Linked DNA regions of Homo sapiens: region 2 is linked to region 1. The links are chromatin contacts, found by Hi-C or POLR2A ChIA-PET in ENCODE. All regions are on one chromosome and are shown on one strand. The core of a region is the stretch at or near the end of the contact, and the rest is flanking DNA. Distances in the headings are between cores, read along the strand shown. Region 1 has its middle 120 kb from the start of LMNTD1. Region 2 has its middle 10 kb from the start of BHLHE41.

What was found. Hi-C counts contacts between places; a loop is a spot of excess contacts on that map. ChIA-PET counts read pairs that join two places held with the same protein, here RNA polymerase II (POLR2A). Pooled maps may share reads with other maps.
Region 2: a loop to region 1 is called in a pooled map, with 4 times the contacts of the local background. The contact joins two enhancer-like sites. A Hi-C loop is called at or near these places in 1 of 168 maps with a recorded cell type or tissue (MCF 10A) and 4 of 50 pooled maps. POLR2A ChIA-PET finds 5 or more read pairs at or near these places in 1 of 52 experiments (BJ).

Annotation. Positions count from the first base shown.
Region 1 is chr12:25,433,012-25,439,106 of GRCh38, forward strand. It overlaps the pseudogene FAM133GP. Among named protein-coding and RNA genes, the nearest start is that of LMNTD1, 120 kb to the right of the region's middle. Within about 2 kb of position 3,465, at least 6 of the 41 ENCODE cell types and tissues checked have a DNase peak (open chromatin) inside an H3K27ac peak, as active enhancers do.
Region 2 is chr12:26,111,878-26,117,972 of GRCh38, forward strand. No RefSeq gene overlaps it. Among named protein-coding and RNA genes, the nearest start is that of BHLHE41, 10 kb to the right of the region's middle. RefSeq lists a silencer at 2,283-2,632. Within about 2 kb of position 2,159, at least 38 of the 41 ENCODE cell types and tissues checked have a DNase peak (open chromatin) inside an H3K27ac peak, as active enhancers do.

The DNA.
Region 1 (6,095 bases), core at 2,215-4,714:
TTTGTTTAAGGTTGATACAGGCTAGAGTTATTATTTAGTCTGTGAATTCCTTTTTACCAATGCAAAACTAGGAAACATTTAGCATTCACAGAATGTGGCCATTCAGTCTTCCTAAAGGAATTAATATTAACAGTCCTTGTCAACTCACAGCATAGTTCTCTGAGGATGTGTTTCTTTCTGTTTAAATAAAAGAATTCCTGAAACAGGCCAGTAGGTTAATACTTTACACAAAGTCATCCAGAGCAAATATTCTCATACAAATATAGTTGTCATAAGAGGCTCCAAGTGCCTCTTAATACCATACACATATTCAGTCAGCTACTGAAGGGAAGAGAGAATGATTAGAAAGTATGAAGGAAGGAGGCTTGGAGTGGAGAGAAAGGAGAACAATTTGCAAAGACAAAGAAATTTTAAGCCAGATTTAGATAAGAGTACTAGAGCTGGTTTGAATTAGAGGGGAATAAGCTGTGTAAGTTGCCTTCTTTCTTTTACTTCACCTGCAGTTCCTTTGGGAAGCTCTTTGCTGAGCCAGGATTAGAGAAATTTTATTCCTATAACTGTAACTTGTTTTGACCAGCTTGCCCCACCAGTTGAGAGCTATAGTTTGAAGAATTCTCAAGCAAAGAGACTTTACCTGGTTGATGAGTTCAGAATTCAGATAAAGCCTTGAAAGTGGGAATGAGTCATTGTTGGTGCCTGATGGCTATAATTCTCGAAGGTAATCGGGTTTAAAAGCAGTTTTTTTGGTGAATGATGTCATCCTCCATAAAAGCAGATTTTAATTTCTTTTAAGATACCAGTGGAAGTTGTGACCCAGAAATGCCCCAATGAGACCTTACAGATGGCTATTTTCCTGTGCTGTTTGGCATATGTTCATGAAAACCACAGGGGAAAATTGGCTTTGACATGCTTGTGCTTTAAGGTATATGCTGCAGTACCTTGTAAAGGTTCATTTTATTGCCAAATATAACATTCAGTTACCAACTGGAAGTGTAAAAGTTCATATTTTCTTTTTTCTGTTTTTTTTTTTTTAACTTTTAAGACATTATATTTACTAAGATTCTGGCGATAGCTTTATGTAACAAGACACAGCATACCAGGCTTGCTACTCAACTTGTTTATGGTAAGTCTCAGCCTCAATATGAAGCTGTATTTTTTTTAAAAATCAAAACCCTGCTTTTTATATGCTCAATATCTTGGCAAGTGTGCCATTAAACACAGCAGTGAACTTAAGACAGCAAGAGAAAGGAGTTAACAAAAGCTAAACATTGCAGCCTAAACAAACTTCATACAAAAAATAAAGGAACTATCACTGGTTACATGGAATTTTCCTGACTAATTAAAACTTTATGGTATGAAACATGCACTTTAGAATATTTAGTTTTCAAGTTCAAAAAGTACCAGTGTACCAGTGTCTATTTGAAACCATTTCTCTCCAAAGCCAAAGTGTCATCAAAATTAATTCAAATGACCCAGCATATTCTAATGCTAAAAAATATTCAGTATTATTGAAGTGGAGGTAAATCCCAGGGGTTTTGGGGCTTTCTCATGCTGCAAAAGGGCTGTTTCTCTGGTTCATTCAAAGAAGCGTATGACAAAATCCAAGGATGTCCCTAAGCTCAGTAAAAGGCAAGACTCCTGGCACCCAGCTCTGACCTCTCCATAAAGCCTGGCTACTCTTTCCTCAAATACAGGAAGTGTGAGGATCAAAGGCATGTTGTTCTCCTAGCTTAAAGAGACAGCAAAGCACCTCCTCCCTGCATCCTAAAAAGCACCTTTCCCAGGTAAATAAAAGTCTACACGGGGAAAAAATTAAAATACACTGATCTACAGAGTACGGATTTTGAAATGTCAATGTAATCCTTACTTCAAAAATTTTAACTACTTTAAAATTTTTAACATCTGGCCGTTTCTGATTCCACCTTAAAGATGTATTCAAGTTGGATTTCTGTTGATTTATCATTGTACACTTCTAGTCAAAAATATTAATTTTATTCCCAAATATTGTAACCACTAGTGCTACTGCAATGTATTATCTCCCAGAGTTATCAAGCACTGGAAGAGAAAAGAATAGATAAGCAGCAGGCAACATTTACGGCCCTTGCACACAGCGGCATTTGAATAGCTACTGGGTAGTCTGGGGATAATTCTTTTTTTTTTTTTGAGATGGAGTCTTGCTCTTTTGCCCAGTCTGGAGTGCAGTGGCACCATCTCAGTTCACTGCAACCTCTGCCTCCCGGGTTCAAGTGATTCTCCTGCCTCAGCCTTCCAACTAGCTGGGATTACAGGCACCAGCCACCAGGCCCAGCTAATTTTTGTATTTTTAGTAGAGACGGGGTTTCACCCTGTTGGTCAGGCTGGTCTCAAACTCTTGACTTCAGGTGATTCACACGCCTTGGCCTCCCAAAGTGCTGGGATTACAGGCGTGAGCCACTGCGTCTGGCCAGTCCAAGGATAATTCTAAAAACAAGAAAATTCATGCATTATAGTAAATATGTTGTAATTTTCACAGTTGAAATTTCCTTAGACATTGTACTTTCTCTATAAGGGAATCCTGATTTTTCTTAATATTATGATGAGTCAGGACTTGAACTAGCAGCCTTCTTTCTCTTCTTACTGTTTTTCTCATGCTCCTTTTTCCTTTTTTTGTGTTGTTTTTTCTCATTCTTCACTGCTTTTCTTCTTTTTTGCTCTTATCTCCTCAATATACTCTGATTCTGACAAGGACTCAGGTGATAAAGATTTATCTTCAGAATATGGGTTTCTTTTTGCTGAGTCGTTTAATAGCCTTTTTCTTTCTCAGTTGGGTCCTTCTTTTTCTTTAAAAAGAAGTCTTTCTTCCTTATTGTCTTTCTATCCTTACTGTCTGATTCAGTTTCTGACATGGAGCTTTCAGAAGATTTATGTGAATGGTTCTTTTTCTTTCTCCCTTTTCCATGTTTCTTATCCTCATCCTCAGAATCAGAAGAACTGCTGGAAGAATCAGAGCATGATGAAGACGATGAATACCTACCAGATTTATTCTTTTTCTTTTTTTTTCTCTTTTTTTGGATAAGCTCTTACTTTCACTTAACAATTTCTTCCTGTGTTTTTCTAGTTTTTTCTTCAAATTCATACAAAGCCTTGGCGCCTTTTTCTTTTTCTTTTCTAGTTGCTCTTGCACTTCTTCCCAGATAGGCCTTGGTTGACGGAGAGAATCCTGGATTGTTGGCCCTTAAGACTGGATTGGACCCCTTGATCTGGCCATTGCTGTTGGATTCACATAGGCTACCCGATGGTCCTGCTTCTCCTTGGTGCCCGAGTGAGCGCACAGTCACTCATCAAGGGACACGGTCACCCACCAAGGGAAACCTGGCTCGGGAGGCAGCTGAAGTAGGCCTGCCGCAGGTCCTTCTGCACTAAAAGTTCGTATTTTCATGAAAATCTTACCAATGTGTTTAGCAGGCTTGCTTGTTTCATTTTCCCCCCATTAGTCAGTGCCTACTTGGTTTACCACTAGAGGGCATTGTTGGCAGTGATATCAAGAGAAAGCATACTACAGCATTTTGCCAAAAAATTTTGTGCAATCTTTTTCAATTTTCATTTCAGCCAGTAAATAAAAACATACATTTAAAAGCTACTTCATTTAATATTTTATTTTTATATTTTATGCATCCCAAATACTGAGCTTCTAGGCTTTTTGTGTGTATTAATTTAATAAAAGAGAAATCATTGTAAACTTTGGTTCCAGTTTTCCAACAAACGCTAAATCTAGAATCTGTCAGTTTTCCCCCTGCAATGTAATACACTCTCACACATCCTTTCTTGGAATGTTATCGAGCACTTGGAGACTCATTATTTTTTATTTCCCAAAAGAGTGAAACTATTCTATTTTCCATATCATGGCTTTCCTGATATTTGTCAGAGGATCTCAAACTAGCAAGGGACCTTCAGTTTATCTAGTTCAACTATTTATAATAGACAGAATTTCTTCTACACAGTGATGAAGGGCTGTCTAAACCTCAAAATGATAAGAGAAGCGTTTTCCATTTTGGAACAACTGTATTATTTATTGGAAAGTTCATCAGGTGAAGGCAGAAGTTTGCCTCTTTGAAATGTATTGTATCAGATAAGATCTTTTAGTTGCAGATAACAGGAACCAAATCAAGCTTGCTTATGAAAAAGGGGGGTAGATTAATTATTAGAAAATAGAGGTGTCCGGGGCCTTTTGGGGGGTGGGGGGCAAGGGGAGGGAGAGCATTAGGACAAATAATGCATGTGGGGCTTAAAACCTAGATGACGGGTTGATGGGTACAGCAAACCACCATGGCACATTATGCCTACATAAAAAACCTGCACATTCTGCACATGTATCCCAGAACTTGAAGAAGAAAAAGAAAACAGAGGTGTCTTGTGGGCTGTGGGTAACTGGACACCTGAGATCTGTCGGTACTCAATCTCTCTCAGTCTGCTGCATCTGCTTCCTTCTATGTAATTACTTCATTCATTTCTCTCTGCACATCAGGATTTTCTGCTTCTCGCATCCCCATGGTGAAATATGCCATTTGAATGATAAAAATGACAAATAACTTTTGTTACCTAGCTGGAGTAGGCTGTTTCAGCATTCTATGAAGCTGGCCACCTCGGGATGGTGCAGTATGTGATTTGATCTGTCGTTCCCAGGGTCACAGGCCCACTCTCACACTGCCTTCATGGTGAAGTAGGTCTCTTGGTTGGATGCTTTGTTGTGTGGGTTTCCAGGTCTGTGGATGAGGCACTCCATAAGCCCTTGGTAATGGTGCTGGCTAAGGCTGTGCAGGCAGGAAAGGAAAACACACGCTTAGGACAGGTATCTGTCCCTGTGAGGATGAACGGCTGACTGGTCTTTCCAGGATGGAAGGGTTCCATGTGGTCAACTTGCTACTAAGTGGCTGGTTGATTCCCTCAAGGAATATGCCATATTGAAGATTCAATGTTTATTTCTTCGGATGTTCAGAGGTAACAGTAGGTAGACAGGCATTGGTAAGTGAGGTTCATGCTGTCAGGCTCACACATAGCCTCCATTTCTGCCACCATGTCCAGCCTGTTCATGTGTTCATCATGCCTGCTCTGGGTGACCAATGACAAAGACTAGTTAATGTCAAGAGGCTGAGTCATCTCATTTTACTTGGTTGTTCAGTGCTTTTTCCATGGTAGATGCTTTCTGGTGGGTATCCACATGTAAGACACAAGTCTTGACACTTTATACATTCACCCATTTGTCTACCCACATGGCTTTTCCTCAGACTCCTTGTCTCTGATCTTCCAGTCCTTTTCCTTCCAGTTCCCCGCCTGCACAACTAGGCCATTGGCCATTTCCTAGGAATTTATATATATTTTCACCTTGGGTCATTTCTCCTTCTATCCAAAGTGGATGACCAGTTATACTGCTCATAGATCTGCCATTGGGAAGATTTCCTCTTTACTCTCTTTCCCTGAATGTGGTTGTAATGAAGCCACTGTCTATTTTTTGGTTTTCATCCATATACTGAGCCAATCCATCCATAAACCAAGCTTTGGCTTCTTTCTTTCTTTTATCTGGTCATACAGGACCCCTCTGGCCCACCCTCCCTCATTCCCACCCAAATATGTTCATAAGTGCAAGAGTTGGGGGCATTGACTGGTATAGCTGTGCTTGGTGATATGGGGTCTTGGTTTCCTACTCATGAAACTTACTCAAGCCTTCCAGCCCTGTTCAGGTCTAATCCCACATATATCAGCACTCTCTTGCAATGGACTGCTACTAGCAGGACTGGAAGGCATGAGTAAGCATCATGTGGCTTTATGGTTTAGTGGATCCTACAGAATTCAGTGCATAATAAGCATTTCCAGATGGTCATTTGGTCTCTCGTGGTCAATTGTTCCATCACTTCTAGGACCCAAACACACCAAAAATAAGAGCTGTTTTTCAAAGTGCACATAATTTGATGTTGATGGCATGGTTTTGCTCCATAATCTCAGGGGTCTGAGTTGTGATTCTTTCACTTGAGCTTGCCAAACACTCTTTACTACATATTTTCCCACCACATGACACCTCTTACCATGGGGCCTGTTGAATCATATGGACCAAGTGACAG
Region 2 (6,095 bases), core at 909-3,408, 680 kb after region 1:
TTGGGGCCATCTAAGAGGTGAGATACAACCTACCTTGCAAGTTTTGAAACTCATTTCTTCCTCTACAGGGCTATTACAGCTATTCTTGCTGACTAAAGGGATCAAATGATCAAAATCTCCTTTAATTTTCAATTTTACAGAAGGAACTTCTCTAGATGAGCAATTTTTTAGACATGGTAACTTGCAATCATTTGGACTAAGGTGAAATTGAATTAACTCTATTGTTAAGGGAACTCCATTAATGCTTCATCACTGTTTCCAATAAGCTTCCGAATCAGGCTGAATCTTTTCCCACTTGCAGGTATAAGATGTTCACTGCCTTTGCCTCCTTACCACTTGCTGACTTCTCTATGTAGTTTATTCTTTGGATCACACAGTGCCTGGGACATAGGTGTTCAGTAAGAGTGGAGGACATGGGTTCGTAACACGCAATGTGATGCTTTGAAAAGTTGTGCGCTGTTATCTTTGGAGGCGATCAAACTGAACTAGTTGCTAGAAATGTTCATTCATCCAGAAAATATTTATTGAGAGTCATACATATTTATTTACAAAAGGCCATGTTTATTTACTTATTTATTGCCAGACACCATTCTTGCATTGCACAAAGCAACGAACCAAACTAAGTCCCTGCTTATCCTAGTGAGGTGGACAAGCAATAAACAGATTATGAGTGTGTATACACACACAGTACATCGTTGTAATGACAGGTGATACCTGCTATTTAGAAAAACAAAACAGTAAAAATAAAGGATGATGTTGGTGGGGAGGAAGCATTTTATACATTGCCTATGGGTTGCTCGGGGAAGGCCTTTCTAAAGAACGGTATTTGAAAAGAGACTTACAAAACATGGAGAGAAAAGGTGACGGAATTGGCTTTCCAGATATCTGGGGACCCAGTCTTGCAGGCAGAAGAAGGAAAAAATGCAAACATTCTGGTAAAGAATCAAGCCTGTCCTGCTGGAAGACCAGCAGGGAGGCTAGTATGAAAGGAGTGAGGAAAGGGGAGAAGAAAGAGGAGACCGTGAGTAGGAATTGATAGGATTAGAGATCCAGCCCTTTCACCTGACATTCTTCCTAAGGGCCAACTGAAAAAATTTCATGCTGAGGGAGAGGATGACTAATTGTCGTAAATAATCATTGTGTTGGCAAATGCCTGGGAAGCTTTGAGACTTTGCTAGGAGTCGTAAACATCACGAGCGGTGATGAACTTGCCTGTATGATCGCTGCTGTATCTCCAACGCCTGGCACATATAGAAGCTCAATATATATTTGAGTGAATGTTTGAAGTTTATCTTTGCTTTTTCAACCTTTCAGAATATTAATGACTAAACTGTCTCGTGCAAACGGTCTAACGTGGTGGGGGGCCGCGGGGAGGAAGTGCAATTGAAACTCAACCTATAGGACATTATGCATACATATCATTAACAGACAAACAACAAACAAAGGATGCCTTGTGCTTTGTTAATGTCTGTTAGCTTCCAGCAGCCTGTCTCCAGGGTGGCACTCACTGTGCCATTTAGACTGGAGAGATTACAACCATTCTGTAATGTCTTAGCAAATACTGGCACCTGACCTGTCCAGATATTTCTGGCAACGTCTGAGATCTTTTTCCATCACATGACCAAAGCCATATTTGCAGAGGGTAGTGGTACTTCTCTACTTTTGCAACACCCTTGGGTATACTCAGTTATCTAAAAGACACCATGAACTCCAAATTACTCCAAAGTAATTGTTCATTTTAGGCTGTTTATAAACAGGCATGTTTCAGAAAGTGTTACAAAATCAACGTGGTCACTTCCAAGAGTGAAAGTGTTAGATGACCAATTTGCCCAAAAGGGGTTTGTAAATAACTAGATGGTAATTTACCAAAAAAAACCCAACCAAACAAACAAACAAAAAAAAAACAACAAATCCATCCCCCGGCCCCTGGCTACATTAGTTTCCTTCATTTTACTGCACCATGCAAAATCCGTTCGTGCCATAAAATCACTTCTCTTACTTTACACCTTGAACGGAAAGTCCCAGTGTATTTCATCACAATTAAACAAATCGCCTAGTACTTAATTAGTGGGAATTCAATTTGCAAAACTCCACGTGAGCCCAGTGAAAAGATGTAATGCCTCAGACAGCCGGTACTGCGACACCTCGTTTGCCCAGAACTCTCCTCTGGCACTTTCTCCCCACCCCCACCCACCACCTGGGGTTTTCCCCGCAAGTCCTGGCCCGGGGCCTGGACCTGCTGAGGTCCCGCCCGGCCGCGGCCCGCTCTAGACCGGAGTTCCCGCCCCAAGGCCCTTCTGAGGCGGGTGTCGACCTTCGCGTAACCCGCGCCCAGGAGGGCCGCTCGGAAACTGCTGTGTCAGAATGGTTTGAGGAGTCCCGAGTCAGAGCCAGCTTTAATTCGGGAGGGATGACTACCCAGGGCTGGCCCGCGGAGACGCAGCCGGGAAGGGTGTGGTGCAGCTGTCGGGAGAGCGCGCCCGGGCCCGGCCGCCTCGGCTCCGCCCTCGGCCCCACGGTCCCCCATCCCGCCGCCCGCCAGCGCCCCGGGGCCAGCGTCTGGAGAACTGTGGACGCGCACGCGCGTAGGACGGCGAGCAGGCCCCGCCCCTCCCCGGCCCCCTCTCACGTGCTGCTCAGCGTGCGCCCAGACATGTGCGGGCACACGTGACAGCGCCGCGTCCGGCCCCGGTTCCCTAACCCCGCGCGGCTGTACTTTGAACCCAGGCGTGGGAGACTGGAGCAGGGAAGGGAGGAAGGAAAACCAGGCGGGGAGGCCGGCCTCGGGGAGAATGATATCATCTGCAGCTTTATCGCTAGGCAACCTAAGAATGCTTTTCCTCTCTCTCCAATCCTAGAGCCCCTTGAAGAGCTCAAGGCTGATGACATTATTCCCCCCTCCTTTCCCTCCAACCCCCCATGCAGCGCTCAAACGGTGATTCAAGGAGCAAGGGTTGGTTTACTAGTTTTAAAATGAGGATCTTAGCAGGCACAGTTCAGAAATCGATCCATTATCGCGCCCACTTGGGTCTGCAGAGGCCTTCGGGGGTGCCTGCAGTCAGGTGCCTCTCTGGTCATACGCGGTTTACACAACCACGATATGGCTAGGCAGATAGATAAGCCTTGTTCAAGATAATATGTATTTGAAAACTAAGTCCTGCTTAAGGTGTCTTAGAATCCTGTGTCTTTATAATACTATAAGGGTTTTTCTGGTTGCTCTGAGTTACAGGTCGCCAGGAGTTGGGTCAGACTGAAGTCCCCCTGTTACAGCTAATTTTCGAATCACAGTGAGGAAGCCGCAAGGCCGCATATGGAAGCAACATGTATTAAACTATCTGGCAGATACTCAATATCTCTGTTGTGCAGCACATAATATTCTGTGTGCACACCCATATGGAAAAGGCTCCAAAATTGAAACCTTAGCTAAAGTTCACAGTGCCCTAAAAATACTCTATATAAAAACTGTAGCACATGGCCCTCTCTCCAGCTTGCTGGATTCTAGAGGTTCTCTCTGACCAGCTTCATAGGTTATTTTGGTCCTAGATCCCTTCTGTTATAGAGAACCTCTAGGGCACAACCAGGACCACACAGGTATAGAGGGGCAGAAAGCCCACCGTTATGTGGAGACTTCCAAACTAGGAAAGGCACATTTCTGGATGTCTCCAAAGTGAGTGGATGATGGAATAGTATGGTTATTTGTAGGAGACTTTGAAAATTATTTCCCTAGAATTTCATCTCTCTCAAAATTATTGCATGCTCTATGCCATAATTTAGCAAGATTATTATGGTGATAATCTTTCCTTCTCCACCAGCAAGTATACTCTGCCTTTGAGGATCGCACATGGGCTAGCTCAACTCATTCCATGAGAAAACCTTAGCCTGTCCCTCCCCATTACTAAAACTATGGCATAAAAGTATAAAGAGCACTAGACTCAGAACCAAAAATCCTGGTTCTCTTACTGAGCTCTATGACCTTGGACTAGTTCTTTGCCTCAGCTTCCTCCCAAAGGTTTTTGAAAATCAGGCCTTAGGATGCCATGTTTCCCTCTAGAACTGCTCAGTCTCTCTCACTCCCTTACTCGAAGGGAAAGAAGTCACCATTAGTTTCTTTTGTAAAACAGATAGATGGAGGAGGTGAGACAAAGAGCTGCTCATGAGGTACTGCTTTCGTTCCCCTACCACATGAGATATGATCATGCTCTGAATACTATCATATCTCACTTCGCAGCAGGAAATATCGTGACTCCCTAGTCCCAGCCCATGGTTCAAATCCTCAGGAGGCGATTTTGGTGAGAGCCAGCATAGCAGTCACGCTCTAAAGAGACTGGCAAGTTAGGAAATCCTTGCTTAGACCTCAAGTCAAATATAGCCAATTAAACTGTACTGCAGCTTATTGTAAATGGCACTTTTTAAAGTTTAATTTCCAGTTGTTCATTGCTAGTGTATAAAAATACAATGTATATTTGTTTATTGATGTTTTCTTCTGTAGCTTTTCTAAATTCTTGTATTTGTTCTAGTAGGATTTTTTTTTGGTAGATTGATTCCCTATGATTTATGTACCTGATAATGTCATCTCTAAATAAAGAAAATTTTACTATAAAAACGTAAATAAAGTGTAGTGCAGCTTAGCACGGGAGCAGGGTCGGCCAGAACCTTCTCTTTGGAGATGGCCTCATGCCCTTATTGTGCTGCCGTTCCTTCTGTAAAACCCAGCTACTTCTCACCTAGGCCTCCTCACTTGGATGTAATTAGTAGCTCCCACCCCCACCACAGCAGTGTATCCATCCCTGGATAACACTTACTGTGTTGCAATGTAATTTATTTTAGTATAGGTCTATCACCCACACTAGACTCTGAGATCTTCAGAGGTTAATCTTTGATTCTCTAGCACTTACCATGGCACCTCACATACAGCAAGCAAAACAAATATCTGAATCCCCACACCATTTATTGAATCCATAAACTCAAGAAGAAAAGGAATATGCTGTAATCGATGAGGAGTCTGAAACCTCTCACCATGGGTGTGTCTAAATTCAGAGGCAGCATCTGGACCTACACACCCATCCTGCCAGTTCCCCAGAATACTTTTGCATTCTGCCGGCTGCCCAAGAAGTCCAATACCCAGAGGCAGGGGAGGTTACATACTAGAAGCAGGAGCCAGAGTCATCCTTAAATCAAAATGCTGAGTCAGTTTCACTAGTGGCCCTCCCTCCCCTATTCTTAGCAACTAGAGAGAGGTGTTCATCTAATCAAATAACTTATTCCTGACATGCAAATTTGTTTATTTTGTGGTTAGTTGTGGGCTAAAACCATTAGCAAGTTGCTTTTATTTTTATGTAATAAAATGATGGCAAAATATATAACGTATTTGAAGGCATTTGCATAAGTAATCTTGAAGGCATTTGCATAAGAAGCATCGCTGAGAATCTGGAAGTTAAAGGAAATAAAAAAGCTGAGAATCTATCTGGAAGTTAAAGGAAATAAAAAAGGTCACAGATTCTACAAATTCACACAACTTACTTGTAGAACAAACCCTCAGGTCCTCTGTCAGAGCCTATTTACTCTAATTTTAGCACATTTCAAATGGGCGTGGTAGTGTTTAAATGGTTTCCCAGCCCACAGTAAGTCAGAGGTAGCAAATTAGATAAGAGATGGAGGAAGCACTCTGAGGCTTCAAGAAGTGACAGCTGACAGGCTAGCTGTGCGTAAAGAGACTGAAAAACCCTATAAAAAGCAGGTAGAACTCAAAAAAAAATTTGGTGCAGGTGCAATTACTCCCAGATGTCATGCATAGTGCAAAAATGATGTTTACAATGATGACCCTGAATTATTGAGAAAGGTTAAGTATGTCCAGGTTAAGACATTTAGAGGATATGTGTAATACATTTTAGTATGCTTTCCACTAAAAATTCAAAAATGAAAAACAGCACTGGCATTTGAACATAGAAGTTTTAGTTTTCTAAACCACTGACTGTCCCTCCTGTCGGACAAACTAGGCATCACTGAATTTAGAATTTTAAAATATCAACATTTAAAAAAGGTGGTTTTATATTTGTTTGGAGTTTTCAATATGGAATCTCTGAACGAGCATAAGA